2 separate regions of the Homo sapiens genome follow, and region 2 is linked to region 1. The links are chromatin loops, found by intact Hi-C in ENCODE. Cell type or tissue: heart left ventricle. All regions are shown on one strand. Each heading gives the region's core, and the rest is flanking DNA. Links, peaks and the distances in the headings are about the cores only. Region 1 overlaps LATS2 (large tumor suppressor kinase 2). Region 2 overlaps LATS2 (large tumor suppressor kinase 2).

The links. Hi-C counts contacts between places; a loop is a spot of excess contacts. Peaks named below come from ENCODE experiments on the same cell type or tissue, not always from the same donor. Only the 100,000 strongest peaks of a DNase experiment are listed, where the experiment ranks them.
Region 2: it touches region 1 in a loop (2.3-fold over the local background); 11 of 110 quality-filtered maps call a loop at or near these places.

Annotation. Positions count from the first base shown.
Region 1 is chr13:20,985,391-20,990,765 of GRCh38, forward strand. LATS2 (large tumor suppressor kinase 2) reads right to left here. Exons shown (of 8, transcript NM_014572.3): 4 at 2,491-3,914. Among named protein-coding and RNA genes, the nearest start is that of LINC00367, 39 kb to the left of the region's middle. In heart left ventricle, for the core only: no CTCF peak of the experiment used is centred there; DNase peaks (open chromatin) are centred at 2,863 and 3,308.
Region 2 is chr13:21,042,525-21,047,889 of GRCh38, forward strand. It overlaps LATS2 (large tumor suppressor kinase 2), which reads right to left. Exons shown (of 8, transcript NM_014572.3): 2 at 3,161-3,706. The coding sequence starts at 3,502. Among named protein-coding and RNA genes, the nearest start is that of LATS2, 16 kb to the right of the region's middle. In heart left ventricle, for the core only: no CTCF peak of the experiment used is centred there; no DNase peak of the experiment used is centred there; H3K4me3 peaks cover 2,335 bases; H3K27ac peaks cover 2,669 bases.

The DNA.
Region 1 (5,375 bases), core at 210-5,209:
TATACAAGGAACTCAACTCAACAGCAAAAAAAATATCAAATAATCCCATTAAAAAGTAAGCCAAAAGGCCAGATATGGTGGCTCACGCCTGTAATCCCAGCACTTTGGGAGGCTGAGGCAGGCGGATTACTTGAGGTCAGGAGTTTGAGACCAGCCTGACTAACATGGTGAAACCCCGTCTCTACTAAACATACAAAAATTAGCTGAGCATGGTGTCGCACACCTGTAGTCCCAGCTCTCAGGAGGCTGAGGCAGGAGAATAGCTTGAATCCAGAAGGCAGAGGTTGCAGTGAGCCGAGATTTCACCACTGCACTCCAGCCTGGGCAATAGAGCAAGACTCCGTCTTAATTAAAAAATAAATAAATAAAATAAGGCCAGGCGCGGTGGCTCACACCTGTAATCCCAGCACCCTGGGAGGCTGAGACAGGTGGATCATCTGAGGTCGGAAGTTTGAGACCAGCCTGAACAACATGGTGAAACCCTGTCTCTACAAAAACATAAAACTAGCTGGGCGTGGTGGTGCATGCCTGTAATCCCAGCTGCTCGGTAGGCTGAGGCAGGAGAATCACTTGAACCCGGGAGGCGGAGGTTGTGGTGAGCTGAGATCGTGCCATTGCACTCCAGCCTGGGCAACAAGAGCGAAACTCTGTCTCAAAAAGAAAAAAAAGTGAGCTAATGACCTGAATAGACACTTGTCAAAAGAAGATACACAAATGGCTAAGAGGTGCATGGAAAGATGCTCATTAACCATCAGGGAAATGCAAATGAAAACCACAATGAGATATAATCTCTCCCCAGTTAGAACGACTATTATCAAAAAGGAAAAAAAAGAAACTAAAAATAGAACTACCATACAATCTACCAAACCCATTATTGGGTATTTATCTAAAGGAAAGGAAATCAGTATATCAAAGGGATACCTGCACCCCATGTTTATTGCAGCACTATTCACAACAGTAAAAACATGGAATCAACTGAAGTGTCCATCAACTGATGAACAGATAAAGAAAATGTGGTCTGTGTACACCATGGGATACTATTCAGCCATAAAAAAGAATGAAATCCTGTCATTTGGAGCAACATGAATGGAACTGGAGGTCATTATGTTAAGTGAAATAAGCCAGGAACAGAAGTTCGGTTAGAACACCACACACTGTTACTGATATGTGGGAGCTAAAATAATTGATCTCATAGAGGTAGAGAGTAGAATGATAGTTACCAGAGGTGGGAAAGGGTGTGTGTGTGTTGAGGGGAGATGAGAAGTTAATTGGTGCAAACATACAGCTGGATAGAAGGAACAAACTCTAACTAGTATGACTATGGTTAGTAAAAATGTATTCAATATTTCAAAATAGCTAGAAGAGAGGTCTTGAAATGCTTCCAACACAGAAATGATAAATACACCAGGCAATGGATACTCTAAATACCTTGACTTGATCATTACATATCCTATGCATGTAACAAAATATCACATGTTCCCCACAAATCTACAAATACTATGTATAAATAAAAAATAAACGGCTGGGTGTGGTGGCTCACACGTGTAATTCCAGCACTTGGGGAGGCCGAGGTGGGCAGATCACCTGAGGTCAAGAGTTCGAGACCAGTCTGACCAACATGGCGAAACCCCCGTCTCTACTAAAAACACAAAAAAATGGCCAGGCGTGGTGGTAGGCACCTGTAACCCCAACTACTCGGGAAGCTGAGGCAGGAGAATCGCTTGAACCCAGGAGGCAGAGGTTGCAGCGAGCCAAGATCGCGCCATTGCGCTCCAGCCTGGGTGACAGAGCAAGACTCCGTCTAAAAATAAATTAAAAAATAAAAAATAAAAATAAAAAAAACACAAATGAAAAGTATATCTGTAAAAAAATCAGTGAATACGGGACACTGAAAAGAACACAAATCTGGTTTTCAGGCTTTGGAATTATTGGCTTTGTGTGATTTAAATCTGTTACATTTTAATTTAAATAGTTTCATCAATAATTACCTTCTTCAGCACTTCAGTGTCAACTAAGGTATATTTAAATCATTAGTTACTAACTAAACACTTAAAAGAATAAATGGAATCACTACTAGATACATTTTTCTTCCAAAATCCCACAATCTCAATTTACAAAACCTTAAACTTTGTTTCTACTCATTCAAATGTTCTATTATTAATCCATGATGAATTTTGTTAAGCGAGGACATACCCTAAAACTTAATTTGCTAATTTACCTACAATGTAAATTGTAGATTACCTACATTACGCTGGCTACATTATGCACAGCTATCTCTGATTCTTCAGAAGAGTCAAGGGGAAAGGCGAAAGGGAGGTCACACCATTTGCAACTTCTCCAAGTTGTTGGCCCCAGAACCAGACTGTCGCCCATTAGCCGTTTTGATGATAAGGGGTATACAGTCGAAACAGAAAAGGGATTGTGCGTGCTTCCTATTGCCAGTAGAGGGATGAGCCGGGAACAAATAGTAAAAATGAAGTGTGAAATTACTTTGGCCATTTCTTGCTCCAGCTGCAGCCTCCGGTTAACCTTCTGCTGGTAGGTTTTGATGACATTCTCCACGTGCTGCTCCATGAAGAACTTAAAGGCGTATGGCGAGTAGCTCTTGATGCGTGACTCTCTCTTCTCTTCGTCTCTGCTGTTTTTGCGGACGGGAACGGGAGAGGTCTGAATCTGCTTTTTATCCTTTCCGCCTTTGTCCCCCTTGGCGCTTTTGCGGCTCTTGTCGCCGCCCTCGGGCTCGTTGGGGCCCGCACGGAGGCTCTGCTCCATGCCTGCGCACAGGCTGTCCAGGTCGTACTGCTCCGACTTGCTGCGCAGCAGCAGGTGCTTCGGGTAGGGCGGAGGCGGGCACCTCCGGTCTGGGCCTCCGTACTCCACGTCCAGCGGGAAGGCGCCTGCGCCGCCCAGCGCCAGGGCATGCTCCTCCTTGGCGTCCAAGCCCTCCGCAGCCGGGGCGGGGGCGGGGGCGGGGGCCGGGGCAGGCGCGGGCACCCAGGCGGGGTGCGAGGGCCCCACAGCCGTCTGCGGCTCCGGCCTCAGCACACGCACGCTCTTCACCGGGTGCAAGATGTGCGCGGCCGTGACAGCCGTCACGGTGTTGGGGGCGGGCAGGGAGGGCTCGGCCTTGCCAGGCGGACCGGGCCGCGGCTGGTGGCTGTTGAAGGAGTTGGTCCTGCTGGGCACTGGGCAGTCAGGCCGGAAGGCCACGTGCGCGCGCGGCGGCGCCTCCAGGCCCGGCTTCTGCAGGGAGTCCCGGCGGGCCAGGGTGGCAGCCGGCCACTGCTGGACGGAGGTGCTGCCCAATTCATACAGGTCCACGTTGAGGCTGTTCCGCGAGGGAGTGAGCAGGCTCTGCGGGGGGCTGTCGCTGGCGAACACCTGGCTGCGGGAGCCCAGCACATGCAGCTGGTGGGCCGCGGGACCGGCCTGCTTGTGGTGTGGGTGCGGCACGTAGAGCCCGGCGGCAGGGGGTGGGAAAGCGAGGCCGGCGCCTGGCGGTCCTCCCTGGCCCTTCGTGGGCAGGCTGGCGTAACCCCCGGTCTCCGGCGGCGTCTTGCTCTGGAAGGAGGGGCTGCGCTGCACTCCGTAGCCCAGGGGTTCCCCAGGCACCAGCAGGTGCGGCCGCCCGTAGTGCGCGCCCTGCAGCGGGAAGTGTGCCCCTGCTGCCTCTACGCTGGCACCGTAGCCCTTGGGTGGGTGCTGGTGCTGGTGGCCGGGCCCGTGGGGGCCGACTCCGGGGAAAAGGTAGTCCACGTACGGCCGCGGCATCTCCTCCAGCGCCGTGGGGCCGTCAGCGCCGAAGCTTGGGCCCTCGTAGGGGGTACCGCTCAGCTGGTGGTAGGACGCAAACGAATCGCCGGTTCCTTCGAAGCTGGGCCTCCGCGTCACTGGGGTTGGCATGAGCCCCTTTCCTGCAGTGGAAAAAACAGGAAGACAGCATCAGAGTGGGTGTGATCAGTGGGTTCTGGCACTTCCAGGCTGGTCCCCACTCTAGCGCTGCCCTCGGGGCTGAGGGTCTTGAACCCTGGGCCCTGACGTGCTGCATTCTGCCCAGCACAGGGTCAGTGGACTCCCCTCTGCCCTGCCAGCAGGACCAGTTGCCCTAATGTGTTAGCAGAGTGGAGACAAGCTGAAGGGCACATGGGAGGGCCAAGGGCAGAAGAGAAGACTGCGTCCACATCCCGAGGTGCGTCCCTGCCCCCTGGGGACCACACTGGGGTCACTCTCCTGTCAGGCTAGGGAGCCGTCTGCATAGCCAGCTTTGCTTTTTCAAAACCCTATCATGCCCAAATTGTGGGGGGCTGAGTTTACCGACACACGGTTCCCAAAGCGCTGCTCCCTCACAGAAAGGGCAGAACTGTATCCACTGTGCAGCAGCTGCTCCACTTCTCTTTCACCTCTTTTCCAAATTAAAAGACTTTCTAGTTTTTTTTGTCTATATTAAAACAAAGCAATATATACACAATAATAAAAACCACACAAAACCCCTCTACAAATATCCAGATTGATTTCATCTGCTGCTACCTTAATCCTGACCTCCATTTTGTACATCTCATCTGAAACAGACACCGGAAGGAAGGACAAAGGTTCCTTTCATTTCTTCAGGCCAACTGCTCCACTTGGCTCGGCTTAGCAGAGGGTGCCGAAGGGTGGAAAGGCTGGGCCTTGCCCACAGGAAGACCACCCCGATACCTGGCAGAGTGAAGGCCCTGACAGCCTGGCACTGAACAAAGGTCACAGGCACACCAAGGCTTTGTTTTCCCTGGGCCCAGAAGACGTCAGTGAAGAGACACACCAAAGGCAAGTGCAGAGGGAAATCAGCACGGAACATGGGCCTGGCCTTCCCTTTGAGCTGTGCTCTAAGGCCTCAAAACTGGAAGAATTCTGACATGGATGGCCAGCTGGGGGCTATTTAAGGAAGTTCCTTCTCTTAAGAAGAAAACAAAAATGTGTGTCCTTTTAACAATGGAGATATAACTTACAAAGGTGAGATTTTTCTCACCCACATGAAGTAGGTTTTATCCAAGGTCTTCCACAAAATAGGGAAAACTCTTGCTAATTACTAGGATTTTTTTTTTTTTTTTTTTTTTTTTTAAATACAGACGAGGTCTCCCTCTGTTGCCCAGGCTGGTCTCCAACTCCTGCCTCCATCCTCTGGCCTCAGCCTCCCAAAGAGTTGGGATTACACAAAACAAAACAAAGCAAAACAAAACCAGGCCACACAGTGTTGGGTTACAGGCTTGAGCCACTGCGCCTGGCCATGAATCCTTTATCACACCCCAGGGGCCTCAGGTACCAATCACAGGGCCCATGTGCTCCATCTTGGGAAAGTAACATTCATCCATAGCCAGTAAAAAGCAGGGGTTTGGTGC
Region 2 (5,365 bases), core at 366-5,365, 57 kb after region 1:
AAAAAATTTTGAAAACTGGCCAGACGTGGTGGCACGCCTGTAGTCCCAGCTACTTCAGAGGCTGAGGTAGGAGGATTGCTTGAGCCTGGAAGGTCGAGGCTGCAGTGAGCATTGACCTCACCACCACACTCCAGACTGTACAACAGAGCAAAACCCTCTTAAACAGACAAAACAGTAGGAGTGGCTGGGCATGGTAACTCACGCCTGTAATCCCAGCACTTTGGGAGGCCTAAGAGGGCGGATCACAAGGTCAGGAGATTGAGTCCATCCTGGCTAACACGAAACCCGTCTCTACTAAAAATACAAAAAATTAGCCGGGCGTGGTGGTGGGTGCCTGTAATCCCAGCTACTCAGGAGGCTGAGGCAGGAGAATTGCTTGAACCTGGGAGGCAGAAGTTGCAGTGAGCCGAGATTGCGCCACTGCACTCCAGCCTGGGCCACAGAGCGAGACTCCGTCTCAAAAAAAAAACCAAAAAACAAAAAACAGTAGGAGTGAAAGGGGTAAAGCTGCAACAATAAGAACTCTCGGCCAGACGTGGTGACGCACGCCTGTAATCCCAGCACCTTGGGAGGCCGAACGAAGCAGGCAGATCACTTGAGGTCAGGAGTTTGAGACCAGCCTAGCCAACATAGTGAAACCCCGTCTCTGCTAAAAATACAAAAATTAGCCAGGCGTGGTGTTGCGTGCCTGTAATCGCAGCTACATGGGAAGCTGAGGCAGGAGAATCACTTGAACCCAGGAGCCCAGGTTGCAGTGAGCCAAGATGACGCCACCACACTCCAGCCTGGGCAACAGAGCAAGACACCGTCTAAAAAAAAAAAAGAACTCTATTATACTGAATTCAAATCATCTTTTTAACAAACTGATGCATACAACTCTAAAGGTACGGTTATCTTTTTCTCTTATTATTTGGGTTCACATAATGACTTTCCTACCTGAATTTTCTGAACGCAAATACATTTTTTATCTAGGCCAAGAAAAGTGTGAGTTGGAGGGGAAAGGTGGAGGCACAGCTGTTTTAAGTTATAAAGTAACACCACACACCAAACTGAATGAATTATTTCAAGGGCATTAAATATGGTAAATGGAGGCCTTTCTGCTAGCAATTAACATAAATTAAATGTTGATGGAAACTTCATCGGTGTCATGATCCTTACTTTTAGTGTATTTGTGTTTCTGTATTGGAAACAGCACTGGCTTTATTACTTCTTGCACTATAATTATCACTAATGGATTTTACCCTAATAAGATCCCACCTGTATTTGGGATTATTTGCTTGACTTGTTTCTTTTTCTCACAGCTGAAACACAACCGCAAAGAACACAGGGGCTTGGTTTGCCTCCTTTGTCTGCAAGTGATTTACAGGAGAAGATTTTAAGCTCTGCTGTTGGCCTGAAAGTTTCTCTGCAATCTTACTCCAGATTTCCCCAGGACTGCTCCTTCCCTACTTTCAAAACTGCTGGGTTCTGTACGTCAAGGGATAATGCTTGGCAGCATATTTAACTTCATGCTTTCACAATAAGAATGTCTGTGCCTTTGCTGTCAGCTTCACTGCTGAAACACTCTGCACCACATTACTCACAACCCTGTGCTTTATCAAAGCAGCTCGACATAACAATCCTCACTATATACAAGTTAATCCCAGTATGGCCCAAATTATCAAGGAAGCCCTCTATAAAACAGCAGGATTCATTTCACAAACATCTCCTCTGAGAAATGTAAATTCTCTATTTAAGGTCTATGGTAATAAACTACAAGAGGATTGAGAGTGGTTTTGGAAATAACAAATAACACTGTTAGCCTTTTCCTATGACTGCAACACCAGGAGTATGTAATTAGGTTATTTCTAAGAAACCAGAAGTGCTCAGGCCATTCTGATGTGCTTTGAGCATGAAATCTTACTACTTTTCCAAGGTACCAAAAATACTTAGCTTATTTCCGCTTCATGCAACTGTAATTTTTAAGATGACAGATTGTAATAAAACACTGGCTTTCATGAATCATTTCATAATGCAATTATGTTTTACTTGTTACATTTCACTAATTACATTTTTACCTGGTTGGACACTAGTTCCATTTTATATGGTCCTGTCCCTCAATTTGGATTGTATTCAGGTATACGAATTGCTAAGAGATCATAAATGTATGGCTATGAGGTGTAGGGGTGTGTGTGTGTGTGTGTGTGTGTGTGTGTGTGTGTGTGTGTGTGTGTGTTTTAAATAGAGATAGGGTCTCGCTCAGCTAACCAGGATTGGAGTGCAGTGGCTATCATAGCTCACTGCAGCCACAAACTCCTAGGCTCAAGCGATCCCTCCTGCCTCAGCATCCCATGTAGTTGGGACTACAAGGTGCACACCACCACGTCCAGCTTTTTATTTTTTGTAGAGATGGGGAGTCTCGCTATGTTGTCCAGGCTGGTCTCAAACTCCTGGCCTCAAGTGATCTTCTTGACTGGCCTCCCAAAGTGCTGGGATTACAGGCATGAGCCACCACACTCATCTCTGTAAGCTGTGTATTAATGTATAACTGGTGCCACCTCCACTAATGTATCCTTTAATCCTAAACAACTGAAAAGTGAGACTGTGTTGCCACAATTTTGACGATTTCTCAAGCTTTTTCTTTCTAGTTTTTCCCATTTCCTGAACATGTTAATAGTTACACCCCCTGTAACAGCATATACACTAATTGTTAAATAGGAGAAAACCGAGTCAGAGAATAGCCAATGCATGTTGCTCAACCCTCCCATTTCTAGGAAAAAAAAAATGCACAAACCAAAACAAGAAAAGGGAAGCCAGTCTCTTTCCACGATAGCTCAGAATAACCCGAATAAACACCAAAAAAAGGGGCTAAGCACGAAAGCCCTTTTCATCTCCACAAGAACAGATCAGAAAATACACATTACAATTTCAGGAGACCTCAGCAACTTCTGGAACTTGCCTGAAAAGGAAAAGCAGCTCAAAAGACCATTTTAGAGAGAAGGTAGAGAACCTTCAATTGTGAGTTCAATTATGTGTTAAAAGGGCCTTGGGTTTTTAACCTAGAAACACTTGTATAAGTAGTAACCAATTCAAAGCCTTCAAGTAGTTGCCAAACCATTCTGACTGCCCCAGCTGTCCCATAGCTGCCTCTGCACATGGCCCTGCAGAGGTCTGTACCCACCTGGTCGCATCCTGCGTTCACCAGTTCCTGCAGCATTTGCCGGTTCACTTCTGCAGCTGCAGAGGTGCCCGATTCATTAGCAAAAGGCAACAAGGAATATCTGATTTCCCTCAAGGCTTTCTGATAAGGTCCGAACTTTGGGGTGGCTCTCATCTGCTGCTGCTGCCTGGTGGCATCTTTGCTCCCCAGGACTTTGGCATCCAGGGAAGTGTCACTGTTTGGTCCTGCGGGTAGCCCCTGAACCGAAGACTTGGATGGCTGTTTTAACCCCTCACGAATCTCTTGCAGTCGCTGCCGGCTATTTCCAGAATAAGTCGTGGCAGGAAAAGTCTTTGGCCTCATTGTTAGTCCAGTTTCCTTTTACCATAAATACAATCTTCTTAAAGTGTTTTATTATTTAAAAAAAAAAACTGTCAATAGTATCAGTTTGTTGTAAACATACTTTCAAAATAATTTCCTTTTGAAAATGTTCTTTCCTTCCATTTTTGTAGTTCCTATAGAGAACCTAAAATTTTCCAAAGTCTTCATTTTGAAGATTATCACTCTCTGAAAAAGAAAATAAATGGGAGAGAAATGTTCATTTGTCATTTTCACGCAACGTTAATGCTACTTTTCAGAAATAAACAGTGATCGTGGAAATATACCGCTTGGAAAGAAAAGAAAGAACGCATCACCTCTCAGAAATGACAAAAATACTGTTCAACCATGGTTAGAGCACATGACATCTACGGCTGTCCCAAAATGCTTCCTGTAATACGTAATCTGCAATAAAGTAAATTGCTATAAATATTCAACTCAGGGCAAGAACAGTAGTATTAACAACTGACAGCTCATTTAAAATACTTCATTATAATAAAATTTTATTTTGAAACCCACAGCTTGAGGAGTATTTAAATTTTCTACATGGGATCTTGGATTTCTGGCTTGTTCCTAATAACCAATCCACTCCTTGTCCTTCATCCCCATGGCTTTACTAACCTCTCCCCCCTCACATGAGATGTGGTCCTTCCATATCTTTAGAAAACTTTCTGAACTTTTCCTTATAAAACCCTCCCAATTTTCCTAAAAGACACCACAAAGCCTGTCACATTAAAACTGTCCCATGTTGCAAATGTTTCAATTGCAGTTTCCACACACACATTATGAGACTTTGAAGGTAACTACTTCCTTTGTTTTTTACAAGGTGGCCACTTACCAGCATTTTGACCTAAATAGTAAAATTAAAATATCTTTCTTGTAGCAATTGATACTGACATGGAAGGGGACTGGTAACAGCATGTAGGCAACTTCTCAGAGTGCACCATGGCCACATGAACATCAAATGATCATGTGGGTAAGAGTTATTACTACAGAACTACAACTGCAGCATGGAAATGGCCTCGTTACATGGAACGCGATGTCACAAAGGCATTTTCCAATAGTAAATTCTACCTACCCCAGGCCTCGTTCACGGCCTACTCTGCTGTTCTTTGATTCAGAAAGGAAAATCCAGTCCAAGTCAACACCGCCCTCAGCAGCCAGCACAGGTCACTTGTCACAAGGCTGGGTGACCCTGGACCAGTCCCTTCGCCTCCCTCAGCCCCACTCCCTGCTATGTAATAGAGACGGATGCTTAGGACAGTGGTGAGCACCGGGTCAGATGACAAGGGTACCAGGCCCTGCAGTACTTGGAACACACAACATCCTCCCTATTCTTCACCCCGTGATGAATGTTTATATAACCAGCTGCTCTAACCCAGGGAAGGTGCCCGCTGGTGGGAAAGGCAGGGCCAGCACCCCACACCGTGCCAAAGCCCTTAGTGGCTGCCCCTTCCCTCACCCACTCCCCCTTACTCCACAGAACTCAATGAGCAGATTTCGAAGGATAATCATTTTGAGTTTTAATAAACGAAGAACAACTGATCCAAAAAGAGTACCCTCTAAACGGGGATGGGCAGAGGGATCTGGATGTTTAGCTTCCGTAAGGAACTTTATAACTGTAAACCGCGACCCTGCTTCACAGACTTTTTCAAGTGGATTAAAAAAAAAAAAAAGGATAGCTAATATTCACCCAGCCTTACTATGTGTCAGGTGCGGTTCAAAGAATTAATTTACATAGATCTATTGCACAACCATATGCAATAGCAAACACTAAGAGATGACATTTGAATTCCTAGTCCTTGCTTAGATGGGAAGGGGATTGTAAGCGTTTTAACTATCCCCTTT